3 separate regions of the Mus musculus genome follow, and regions 1 and 2 are each linked to region 3. A link is a contact called in ENCODE Hi-C or POLR2A ChIA-PET data. All regions are on one chromosome and are shown on one strand. Each heading gives the region's core, a stretch centred on a gene start or an enhancer-like site at or near the end of the contact. The rest is flanking DNA. Distances are from core to core; before and after follow the strand shown.

Region 1 (4,142 bases), core at 677-3,176, 39 kb before region 3:
CTTGCTGGTGGTTCTGAGATGAAAAACAAAAATCCCATTAATCATAATCTCAGCAGTTATGAAAGGGGATGTCTGTGGAAGGCTTTTTGTGTCCTGATTATAGGTAAGGGTGATTACTGTCATTTTATAGATGGGGAACTTTAGAAAATTTAAAAATCAACTTCTTAAAAAAAGCTAATAATTTATAGAACAGAGCTTAACTTCAAACATCTCTGATTTCCAAGCCCATGTTTTTATGTATTACATTTTACACTATAATTGTATTGAAATTATTTATTTTATTATTTATTTTATATGCATTGGTGTTTTGCCTGCACTCTGTGCCTGTGCGAGGGTGTCAAATTCACTGGAGCTTGAGTTACATAGACAACTGTCATGTGGGTGCTATGCTCTTACCTACTGAGTCATCGCTCCAGTCCCTCCTTATTATTATTATTATTATTATTATTATTATTATTATTATTATTATTATTATCATTTTCTCTATTCTTCTGAATCTGTCTGTTTCTCTCTCTCTCTCTCTCTCTCTCTCTCTCTCTCTTCTCTCTCTCTCTCTCTCTCTCTCTCTGTCACTCTCTCTTCTGTGCCTGTCCGTGTGAAGGTACCTGAAAAGGCTTAAAGGAGGGTGTCAGATTCCCTAGAGCAAGGCTTAGAGGTTTTTGTGGCCCACCTGATATGAGTGCTGGGAACTGGTTCCGGTTCCGGTTCCGGTTCCGGTTCCGGTGTAAGAGCAGCAAGTGCCTTAGCTGTTCCTCCATGCCTGCAGCCTCTGTTCTGTCTCTAGGTTTAGAGTGGATGCGCTCTACATTGCACTCCTGCAAGCTCTGCCCTCTGAAGCTTCCGGATGTCACGTGCCCTCTGCTGGCTCACTAGGCCTTTAGTGTTTAGCTCTGCTTTTCCTCAGCCAAGCAGGGTGTCCTAAATAGGCTTTAGCCTTCTTCCTCCTTCACTTTGGCAATGCTCCCTGTGCATGGTATGCCTTTTCTTCCCTTCTCCCCTTGCAATTCAGCTACTTCCTTTAGCAGCTGGCTCTTGGTACAGACCCTGTATACGGCCTTTTCTCACGTTCTCAAGTCTATGAACTATTGCGAACTTTCAGCTAATATTGTTAGCTTTATATCTGTCTCCGGTGGTGCTTATACAGAGTGAGGACAAAGCTTCTTCCTTTTATTAATGAAAACGAGGACCAACTGTGTCTAGACATTCAGGTGAATAAAGTCACGGACTAATTTATTCTCAAGGGACCAAAGCTTTCCTCAATGATCAGATTTACATAGTATATGAGCAAAGCATACTATGTAAACTGCATGAAGACTGACATTTATTATTTACTTTTGGTTTTTCGAGACAGGGTTTCTCTGTGTAATCTTGGCCGTCCTGGAACTCACTATGGCCGCAAACTCAAAGAAACAGATCTACCTGCCTCTGACTTCCAAGTGCAAGGTTTAAAGGTTTAAAGGCATCCGCCCGGCTGAGGTACTAGGATTTTTTTTTTTTAACTTATTGCGATAGCACAAGTGACCTATGTCATTGTTGTCGTTTCAATTCTTTGTCCATAGCTGGTGCTTAGTGACACAAAAATGACATTTTGCAGTTTCACAGTCAGCTCAGCGTAGCCAGTCAATAAGTTAGCAAGGAAGCAGCTATCGGAAAAGCTTCCGAAGATCTGTCTGCCAATTGGAAGCTGGGGCGGGCTAAGGGCAGAGGGCGTACCTAACCCGGGTTTGTCTCGAGCATGCGCGGTCTCCACAGAAGGTGACGCGAAAGCTAAGGAGGCCGCGATTGCGTAGGCGCAGGTTCTGATTGGCCACTACACAAGCGCGAGGGGCCGTGCCTACGCGTCGCCAAGTAAACAGGACAGGCTAGGGGCGGAGCTACGGAGGCGCGGCTCCCTGGTTGGCCAAGCGGGAGGTGGGGGAGTGCCGCGGATTGGTCACGGCCGCGAGCTCGCTGGTGTGGAGCGCGCCGGGTCCCCGAGCCGGCGGCCTGAGGGATGGACGAGACGAGCCCGCTAGTGTCCCCCGAGCGGGCCCAACCCCCGGAGTACACCTTCCCGTCGGGCTCCGGAGCTCACTTTCCGCAAGTACCGGGGGGCGCGGTCCGCGTGGCGGCGGCGGCCGGCTCCGGCCCGTCACCGCCGTGCTCGCCCGGCCACGACCGGGAGCGGCAGCCCCTGCTGGACCGGGCCCGGGGCGCGGCGGCGCAGGGCCAGACCCACACGGTGGCGGTGCAGGCCCAGGCCCTGGCCGCCCAAGCGGCCGTGGCGGCGCACGCCGTTCAGACCCACCGCGAGCGGAACGACTTCCCGGAGGACCCCGAGTTCGAGGTGGTGGTGCGGCAGGCCGAGGTTGCCATCGAGTGCAGCATCTATCCCGAGCGCATCTACCAGGGCTCCAGTGGAAGCTACTTCGTCAAGGACTCTCAGGGGGTGAGCGCGGGGGTGCGGGCGCAGCGGGGGCGGCGCCCTGGGACCGGGGAAAGGGGGAATCGAAAGGGTGCAGAAAAGAAACTTCAGCGCCAGCCCCCGGCGAGATTGGGGATGCTTCTGGGGACTGGAAGTGGAGAAACCTCGCGGGATGAAGAAATCAATCAGAACCTTTTTGCAGGGGAAGGCGTGAGCGAAAAGAGAAAAGAGGAAATTGACCAGATACGGGGCAGAAAAGTCCTGACCCAAGCTGCTTTCCAGTCGGTCCCTTAGCTTCAAACTACTGGGACAAGTAGCTAGTCATTGCCTCCAGATTCAGGGTTTTAGACCTATTCTCTTTCACCTTTTATTTATTTATTTTAGTTTGGCCCAAAGCTGTGTGTCGACCCATCACGGACTCAGAGGATTTAATTCCCTCTTGTGTTGTGGGGCTGTCTTTGTAGGGATCCCAGGTTTCTTATTAGCAGTCATTGGTGACAGCGTGGGTGGATTCGTCAGTGTCATCTGTCCTGATTATTGCTCACTTCTGGGAAAAGGTTCATATCGTTGCTTATGGTTCCTCAGTGTCAGAGTGTGGAGCTTTAAAAACACGAAACTGTCTCCTGCCCTTTAATTTTTCCTTCAGTTCTATATTAGCAGTTTACTTAGCTAGGGCAGTTTTGCTGACCTTAATTCTGTCGCCTGCTTTTGTACTGGGGGGGTGTGGAAGCAGGATAATGTGGGGCATGAGGTGACTGAGGCAGCGAAGAAGTGACCTTTATCCATTTGAGACTTCATAAGAATTTAAAACTTTGGACACAGATCAGACCAGAGCTATTAGAGGATTAGTAGGTCAAGATATGTCAGCTCTTTCTTGTTGATGTTGTCAGATGTGCCAAATGGTTCATTTTAAAAATTTACTATTTTTATATGTATTAAAATTATGGGTGTTAAAGTTGTATCAAAATTCCCTCCCTTCCCTCTCCATATATCGCCCCCCCCCCCCCCACACACACACCGTTTCTCTCTGTAGCCCTAGTTGTCTCTGGAATTCACTCTGTAGACCTGGCTGGCCTTGATCAGCCTGCCTGTACCTTCCCAGTGCTGAGATTAAAGGCATGTGCCACCACTGGGCAGCTGGTCTCTTGCATTTGTGTGTGTGTGAATTTAAAAACAAAACCAAAAGCGCAACCTTAAAAATTAGCAGGTGTGGACCAAGCCTTTAATCCCAGCAATCAGAAGCTGGGGGTTCTTTGTTAATTGGAGGCCAGCCTAATCTACAGAACGAGATCTAGGGCAGTCGGAGCTACCTAGAGGCACCCTGTCTCATTTCACTGTAGCCCAGGTTGGCTTCAACTCACATTCCTCCTGCCTGAACCTCCAGGGTACCGTGTGGACTCTTTGTTTATCTTATTTTTTCATTTTAAAACTTTTTTTTTTGTTCTGTTTTGTTTTGTTTTTTGAGACAGGGTTTCTCTGTATAGCCCTGGCTGTCCTGGAATTCACTTTGTAGACCAGGCTGGCCTCGAACTCAGAAATCCGCCTGCCTCTGCCTCCCGAGTGCCGGGATCAAAGGCGTGCACCACCACGCCCGGCTATTTTAAAACATTTTATGTGTCTTGATATTTTGTCTTTATTTATGTGTCTTTTCCCAGAGGATGGTTGGGTCCCTGGAATTGGAGTTTCAGATGACTGTGAGCTGTCATGTGGGTGTTGAGAATGGAACCCCGGGTCTTTT
Region 2 (4,316 bases), core at 193-2,692, 60 kb before region 3:
TAAATATCTGATACATACTTAAGAATTTATTATCAAGCCGGGTGTGGTAGCACGCGCCTTTAATCCCAGCACTTGGGAGGCAGAGGCAGGCAAATTTCTGAGTTCAAGGTCAGCCTGGTCTACAAAGTGAGTTCCAGGACAGCCAGGGCTACACAGAGAAACACTGTCTCAAAAAACCAAAAAAAAAAAAAAAACAAAAACAAAAACAAAAAAAAAAATTATTATCATTTTACTTTCCTGGTTTTAATGGCAACAAACTCATTAAAACATCTTTTCTTTTCCATAAATTCGTTTTTAGAAACAAAATCAAGCCAACAAACAAAACATTGCCCAGGCTGCCCTTGAACTGTCTCTATAACCCAGGCAGGCCAAGCAGTTGTGAGCCTCCTGCCTCAGCCGTCTGACTTGCTGGTATGGGAGGCCTGTGCCACTGGGCCCGCCTTACCTGGATTTATTTTTGCTTTTTTTAATTTTGCATCAAAGGCACGTATTCAAGCTATCTGTACAGTACACGGTAGCCGACTCTTTGTAGCAAGATGTAGATGAACTCTATGTCTTCTCCCTAGCTTGGGTCCTCTCCTCTGTTTTAGAGGAGAGACAGCTGAGAAGAAGAGCAAGCCTCTTCCTGCATGTGGCGCCTCTTCCTGGATGTGGCGCCTCTCCCGGAAGTGACTGTGTCAACAGGTTCTGAGAACTTGTAGAGACAAAGCCTTCTAGCTAAGCTAGGCACAGGCTGCCCTGGACACTCTGGTCATTCCCCTGGGGAGAACACATGATTCTCCCGCCCCACCTACCCACATGAGAGAAGGGCCCCACATCTGCATCCTGCCAGGACAGGAGGAGGTGGTGCCTCCAGGGATCTTGGGACCACTGCGATGTTGTCTGTGGCGTTTTTCTCATCTGATGTTGGAGTCCTCTCTATGGGTGAGCGTAGATACCATCTCACTTTACAGAGGAAGCGAAGTTGGCTGCCCCTCCAGGAAGATGGAAAGCCCGGTTGCCATTAAAGCTCTCTGAGGTCATCTCACCCTATCCTGTCCCACCCTTCAGGCTATGCTCTCATATGCCAGCCCTGGGCACACACTCAGGAATGCCTGGAACCCCTTGCTGCTGCTGCTGCCTGAACTGTAGGCTCAGATACTCCAACAGCAGCCTGATGTCACTTTATTGACCTGTCCTTGTCCAAGGGGATGTCCTGCCTTCCCACCCAGCCAGCCTCCTGCCCCAGCTATATTTAGGACTTTGCCACCCAAACCTTTCTCCAGGGCTGAGAAGGAAGCACATGGCGTACCTTTGGAAATCCGTGGTAGAATCAAGGTTTCTCCAGGTCTTGCATGGTTCTATCTTCTTTGGGAGATTTTTGCCACTTACGAAGCTTCCGGATTTTAAAAGGCAGGCAATTAAGACATCATGGGTGGGAAGACATATTTGCTGAAGATGGCTGGCCTCTAGTGGTGGATAGCTGCAAGCCAGTTATCCGGCATCCCTCCTAACCTTTCTCCACTGACCGGCTCAGTGTTTTTACTCTTTATGAAATCCGTAACCTCTTAAAGCTTCCTTTCCCCGCCCCAAACAGAACTTTATTAAGCAATGAGTTCTTTCTTGATTTTTAGGTCATCAAAGAGTCATTCCACTATTTCTGATCAGTTGCTATAACAGAAGGAAAGAAGCTGGATGCTGCATTTAATCTGTAAAATCCCCTGTATGGTTTTTTTTCCGTGACAGTAGCTGCCGGTGCCCCACTGTGATACGCAAGCCCTTAGTGACCATGTTGTTCAGCTCCTTCGTGTTTCTAGGGGAGAGAAGTTGCTTAGGCAATAAATCATACAAATATGAAACAAACCTCCTTTGTCCAATAATAATATTGCTTTCTGTGAGAACATTTAAATAGGGCCAGGGAGAAGCTGTGGGTGTTAGGGGGAACCTTGATGCTGGGGACTAAGGGTCTGGGGTGTGCCCAAGGCTGTCTCAGAGCTGTCCCCTTCTTTGCTAACCAGATCTGCTGTGCTGCAGGGACCTGGCACAGGTCATGCTCTCTGGTCCCCAGCCTTCTTCTTGTTGAAGAAGATTTTCTTCTAAAACCCGACAGGGAATGTCTTTCTTCAGTCTGAGTCTCTCCATACCTGACCAGCTTCTGGGGTCCAATCTGGATCCTCAATGCACCCTGGATGCCACTGGTTATGGTTTCTTACAGGAGGGTGGGAGATTTAGGAAGCAACAGATGCCAAGGTAGGTGTATGTCAGAAGTGAAGGTGGGGGCTTGGCAGTCTTTTCTAACAAGTGCTTCCTCTCAGGTGACCCGGCGCTTTGGAATACCAGGGCTGAAGAAAACCATGGACTGGTTTGGCTACTATGGAGGTCCCTGCCGCGCCCCGTTGCAGGAGCTGAGCCCCACAGAGGAGGAGGCACTGCGCTTGGATTTCAGCAACAATGGCTGGCTTTAATGACAAGCAGGAGACGCCTGGCCTGAGCTATCTGGGACTTTTGTTCCCACAGCCTGAGGAGGAGCAGCAGGGCATTAGGAATTAGGGCTTATTTTTGTCTGTGTTCTCTTGCTGTGAAAAGACGCCAAGACCATGGCAACTCATAAAAGAAAGTGTTTAAGGGTGGCTGGCTTACAGTTTCAGAGGTTCAGTCCATCATCATCATGGCAGGGAGCATGGCGGCCTGCAGGCAGTCATGGTGCTGAAGAAGAAGCAGAGAGTTCTACATCTAGATCTACAGGAAGCAGGAAGAGAAAGCTACTCGGCCTTGCTTGGACTTTTGAAAACCTCAAAGCCCACCTCCAGTGACACAGCCTCCAACAAGGCCACACCTTCTAATCCTTTCAAATAGTGCCACTCCCTAAGCATTTATATATGTTAACTTGAGGGGGGGGCATTCTTAATCAAACCACCACATTCCGTCCCAGGCCTCATAGGCCCTGTAGCCATATTATAATGCAAAATGCATTCAGTCCAAGTTCAAAAGTTTCCGTAGTCTATCAGTCTGAAGACTGCTTAAAAGTTTAAAGTGTAAAGTCTCTTCTGAGGCTCACTGTAAAATCAAAATAAAAAAAAAAAACAGATCAGATATTTCCAACATACAATGTCACGGAATATACACTGCTGTGCCATAAGGGAGAAATGGGAACTTAGAAGATACTGGACCAAAACAAGCCTTAAAACAAGCTGGGCAAACTCCAAACTCGGCATCTCCACGGCTGATGCCAAAGTGCTCTTTAGATCTCCAACTCTTTTCAGCTTTGTTGAGAACAGCATGCTTCTTTCTCTTGGGCTGGTTCCACTCTCTGTCAGTAGCTTTCCTCAGCCAGTATCCCATGACTCTGGCATCTCCAACATCACGGGGGTTCCAGGATTCGCTTTCACAGCTTCTCGCAATGGCCGCTCTGGGCCTCCATGCTGACACACTTCTGACACACATCAGACACACATCTGGCCTCAGCAGCTCTCCTTAGTCACAGAGGGAGAGTCTACAACCCCTTTCTTGTATCCTTAACTCTAAAGTCTGAACCATGTGTCCCAAACTGCCAAGTTCTGCCGCTTGGTGGGGCTGGAACCTTCCCCTCTCGTTCAAATACACGTAGCTGGTAGCTGTTTTTGATGGATTTCCTCCATTGTGTAAGCTTTTCCTTCATACTGTTTCCCAACTGTTTCCCAAGTTGAAAGCTTTGCTGGGTAGCATCTTTCTCAGGGCTCACCACTCTCTTTATTCCATTTAACATCAGGCTTTTCTTTAAACTTTTTATCTCCCTAGGCACTGAATTTAACTCTATTAAACTTCCGGGTGCCCCTTTTCTCCTCCAATTCTTTTTATTTTGTATATCTTACACGTTACATTTTCCCTTGCCCCTCTTGCCTTTTCCTGCATAAGGCTGGCCACTATAACCACGTGACAAAGTCAATATTAAGCTGTCATGACATCTTCTCTGCCAATTGTATTAATCCAAAACTTTTCAATTTAGACTCCAGAAGATGTTTTTGGACAGGGCAAAAAGCAGCCACGTTTCGACACAATAATCACCAGAGCAGTTATCTCTCGGCCACTTAATACTACTCTTTCCCTCTGAAACCTCGTGAGTGTGGCCGTCATGTTATACATTGCCCTCAGCACCGCTGTCTTCCATGTACTTGCTAGGATGGCCCATTGAACCCCACTGACAGTGTCTGGCTGCTTTCCTAATCCTAAGTCCCAAAGTCCACATTCTGCAAACAAGAACCATAGCCTGGCCTATTACAGCAATACCCTGCTCCCTGGTACCAACGTCTGTCTCAGAGTCCTTCTATTGCTATGAACAACTCTTAAAAGGGAGACTC
Region 3 (4,295 bases), core at 569-3,068:
AGCCCTTTGCTAGTGGGAGCCTCACCCTGGGAGTAAGACAACGGAGTGAAGGTAGGATTCCAGGTAGGGCAAGATGGTAAACATTGGGAAAACTGAAGTGGGGGTGGGAACACTTTGTCAGGAGACACTTCCTGTCTCATTCAGTAGGTTCAATCATTAATTTCTTCCTAATCGCCTGGACAAGACCTTACGCCAAGAAGCTCAGTGTATACTTGAACAATGGTACATTTTAAAACTGAAAAGCAAAAGCATGGGGCCGTTAAGATTACAGACAGAGCTTTCCTTCTAGAGCCGACATAGAAGATAAGCTCGGATCCGTGCACAGACCAAGCAAGTAAGGACTTGTCGCAAAACACTACAAATGGACCCTAGAGCGTCAGAATGAACCCCCAGAGTAAATACTGAGGATGGCAAAGTTCAACATCTTTTGAATTGGGCATTAAAGGAAGGACATACTATAGAGCTCTTAACTCGACGCTTCTCTGCCTTGGAAGTGAAGAAAGAAACTGGGCCCCTACTCCAGACCCATTTTCAGGCATGACTTGAAAAATGAACTAACAGAGCAAGGAAAAGATCCTTTTGAAAGAATTCAAAACCCCTAAGGTGGCAGTGACGCTGACCACTGAGTGACCTTGGACAAGTCACTTTTCCTTTGCTTTGTTCATCAATCAAAATAGTGAGAGGGAAAATCCTCACTGGGTACAGAGATGAAATATGAATGACCATCCTAGTACCTGGCCTACTGTGGACACTCAACATTGTACATTGGTTGAATGAAAAATGATGCGAAGAGAAAGCTATTAACAAGACTATATAGAACCATGGCCGTGGTTAATTTAGCACTGACGTACAAACTACTCAGAGGGCTTCAAAGACAGGCTCATCTGTGCACTTTTAAAACCATGGCTACATAGAAGGAAGCTTGCTGCGTCAAGCAAGAAGAGCACTTTTGAGGACCTTTTGGTCCTCCTGTCAGGTGGCATCCTAATCCCCTGTTAGCGGGCACTATTGTTAAACACATTTTCCAGATGAAAAAGCTGACCTCTTGAAGTGGTGACTTGCTCAACTCCACAAGGCTGGTAGGTGATCTTAGGCTATTAACCAGGTGGTCAGACCTGGGCGCCTTACCAGTGTTACTTTCATTCTTTCCAGGTGGCTGAGAAGGTGGTCAAAAGAAACGTGGGGGCAGAAGGTTCTGAAACCTCTAAGACCGTGCCATCTTCGTCTGGGGGTTTTGGAGGTCGCCACTGATTCGCAGACAGGATTCCCACGCCAGCCTCTTCGCTGGACTTAGAGCAAGCGGAGCTAGAGTAGAGCCCTCTGGGAAGTTAGATCGGTGTCGGGTCAACCTATTGCCAGTTCCAGGAGACCCCAATCGGGATCCGGCGGCCAAGACGCCTACTGTAACCTCTCTCGGGCTTTGGGAAAAGGGCGAGCGCAGCTCTGGGCTCCTGCCCTGAAAGTGATCACAAAGGCCAAGCGGAGGTGACTGGCTGGCTAAGAGATTGAGAGAGGATATCTTGGCCGAAGTTACAGGACGACATCCCCACCACAGTGAGCCCCAGGGCTCAAAGGTGGCGACTGACAGAGAGAAGCCCCTAAGTGGATCTAGGATGTGAGACCCAGCGGATTCCCAGCTGCGACCGTCGGCCCGCGCGCTCCCACGCACAGCTGAGCCGGACCGTGGCCTACCTACCTGGTTGCCTTAGCTGCCCGAGGCAGGCGGAACGCAGCCGGGAGCCTGGCCGGGCCACCTGGATCACGGCCACAGTTCCTCAGAGAAAGTGCTCCGAGCCCCTTCAACAGCCAATCCTCGGTCACAGCCTTAGAGCGAGAAGCCGAGCCAACTTCGCCAAATCGAACGCGGAGCCTTCGCGGACCAATCAGCTGCTGCAGGGGGGAGGGGCGTGCCTTATCCCTCCCTTTTCCCGTGCCCGCCTCCAAACCCAGTGCGGAGATTCCTTGAGTCCAATCATCTAGGGAGTATCGGCGAGGGGCGTGTCCTCCGGGTCCTCCCCATCCTCCCAGCTCACCTGCCCTCCCCACGCCTGGAGGCGCCCCCTTGATTGACGTCAGTCCCAGGGGCGGGCTCTGCTTTGCGGGCACGCAGGCGGGGCGGGGTCGCATTCCTGACACGGGGTGCGGCTGGAGACCGCGGGCCCTGCAGGGTACACGTGACAAGTGCCCCTTTTCTCTGGGTCGAGTCCAACGCACGTGGCGTAGGGTTTCACTGTTAAGATCCTCATAACCTACAGTTCCTAAAACTCCCTTCACCTCCCGGGCCTCCTGGGCCTGCATTCAGAATGATTTACAAATCTTGTAGCGACTGTGCCAGTTTGGTTACCTAAGGAGAACTTAACAGCTCTTTGGACATCTTTCACTGAGACCCTTTCCAGTTCAGTTTCCTTGACGGGCTGTAAGAGAACTGCAACCCTTACCTTGAGGTAGTTAACAGCCTAGCGACAGAGGCTAACACTGAACCACCACTTGGTATGTGACTACAATCATGATCACATGAAGTTGAAAGAAGGTAAAGAGGAAGGAAGCATCTTTGAGAGGTCCTGGAAGCCACAAGAAGGAGCATAACCAGTAAAGAAAGGAGCTAACGTTTTTAGAACGAGGAAGAATGGGCCTGGGCAGAATAAAGGAAGAGAGGGAAGAAAGCACGCTGGAGCCAGGACGGCTTTTCTCCAGAGGGATAAAATAAGGCCTGGAGATCCGCTATAAATAGCAAGGTAGCCATGGTGGGAGGATGTAGGTAGGCAGTGACGTTTGCATTTGCCCCTCTGAGGCTCTATAAGCAAGGAAATAGAGTGATTTGTACTTATGAATAGGCATTCTGCGGTCTTTACAAGTCTTTACAGAGTGACTATAATGTGGTCAGCCCTTTACAAGGGTTAATTTATTCCCCACCACCAACAACAACAACCGTGGCGTGGCACTAAATTTGCATTTTCAGAAGGTCTCACCAGTTCCAAGGAAGCCGGGTTGGAAAGGACAAATGACTGCAGGGGATCTGTGAGGCTCTTTTTTAGTTCTTCACTGCTGTGAGCATGCTGAGAAAATGCTCCGTCCCTGAGCTACTGTGTGCCACTTCTTGTCTGTCTATCTGTCCGGCTGCCTTTCTGTTTCACTGAGATGGGTTTTACTTTGTAGTTCAGACTGGCCTGGAATTTCCATCCTCCTGGCTCAGCCTCTTGAGTGCTGGCATAATAGAGCTGTACCACCAGGTCCAGCTGTCAACCTGGAGGGATGTTGATTTCCTTCATCCGGGGCTTGTGCTCCTGTCCAGAAATGTCCGGAGGGATGCCTGTCTGGGCAGCAGGTGCAAGCAGAAAGTTTTCCTGACTTCCCTCACGTCAAAGCTGACCTTCTAAGTTTAGTTTCTCTTCTATAAAACTCCCAGGTAGGGAGGAGATGAAGGGGGCTGGAGGGAAGGCTCAGTGGTTAAGGAGCACTTAACCAGCACCCACAGGGCAGCTCACAAGCTTCTGTAACTCCAGCTTCAGAGGATCTGATGCCCCTCTCTGTCTCTGAGGGTACCAAGCACACACCCGGTGCATATATACTCAAGCAAAAAATACACGTAAAGAGAAACTTCAAAATGTTCCATCAGCTTCGTGGGATTCTTTTTGCAGGGTAAAGGGGAATTTTTTATTCTTCCTCATCCTGGTGACTAGTTCCTCCTTGTCCCTCTGCACAGCACCACACGACAAAAGAATATGTCTCAAAGGGTTTGTTTACTTTTTTTTTAAGTCCTGGGGAAATGAAGAGAGAATGATAGACAAAAGATATCCAAGTGCAAGATCTCGCAAGAGAAATTAGCAATGTTTGTTCCTTCTAAGTGCTGCTTGGAAGTGCCAGGCTGAGGAGAGACCGCAGGCTCTTAAACCGGAAGGCTGTGCTTCTCAGACTCTCAGCATATCCATATTTAAGGACCTGGGGGTTCTGATGCCACCTGCTCAGATGGATACCCCATGCTGGAATTGGGACTTGGGACCTCTGGGTCAGATGTGACTAAGGCTGGGTGGAGACAGTTTTGCAGGCTCCTGCTGGTGCTCGCCACACAATGGGGCTGTTTCCTTCCCCACAGCTTTATGATTCAGTGTTTCTGATGAGCAGGCAGGGCACTCCCCTCAGGCATGGGCGCCATAAGAAACCTTGCCAGAAATGGGGATATTTGAGAATCTCGCAACAGTGCAGGAAACCAACCGTAACTACCAACACAAGGGACCCTGATTGTTTGTTTTGAGCCAGCGTCTCTTTCTGTAGCTCAGACAGGCCTCAAATTCCAG

What was found. A loop is a pair of places that touch in the nucleus more often than their neighbours do. ChIA-PET counts read pairs that join two places held with the same protein, here RNA polymerase II (POLR2A).
Region 1: a map of heart shows a loop between it and region 3 (4-fold over the local background). The contact joins the promoter of Pi4k2a here to the promoter of Avpi1 in region 3. A Hi-C loop is called at or near these places in 8 of 37 maps with a recorded cell type or tissue (adrenal gland, gastrocnemius, heart and 1 more). POLR2A ChIA-PET finds 5 or more read pairs at or near these places in 4 of 5 experiments (Patski and embryonic stem cell).
Region 2: POLR2A ChIA-PET joins it to region 3 with 12 read pairs in embryonic stem cell. The contact joins the enhancer-like site here to the promoter of Avpi1 in region 3. POLR2A ChIA-PET finds 5 or more read pairs at or near these places in 4 of 5 experiments (Patski and embryonic stem cell).

The regions. Positions count from the first base shown.
Region 1 is chr19:42,088,509-42,092,650 of GRCm38, forward strand. Pi4k2a (phosphatidylinositol 4-kinase type 2 alpha) reads left to right here and starts at 1,927. Exons shown (of 9, transcript NM_145501.2): 1 at 1,927-2,428. The coding sequence starts at 1,994.
Region 2 is chr19:42,067,894-42,072,209 of GRCm38, forward strand. Hoga1 (4-hydroxy-2-oxoglutarate aldolase 1) reads left to right here. Exons shown (of 7, transcript NM_026152.2): 7 at 2,295-3,050. The coding sequence ends at 2,444. Among named protein-coding and RNA genes, the nearest start is that of Morn4, 16 kb to the right of the region's middle. Within about 2 kb of position 1,443, at least 1 of the 3 ENCODE cell types and tissues checked has a DNase peak (open chromatin) inside an H3K27ac peak, as active enhancers do.
Region 3 is chr19:42,127,175-42,131,469 of GRCm38, forward strand. Avpi1 (arginine vasopressin-induced 1) reads right to left here and starts at 1,819. Exons shown (of 3, transcript NM_027106.4): 1 at 1,697-1,819.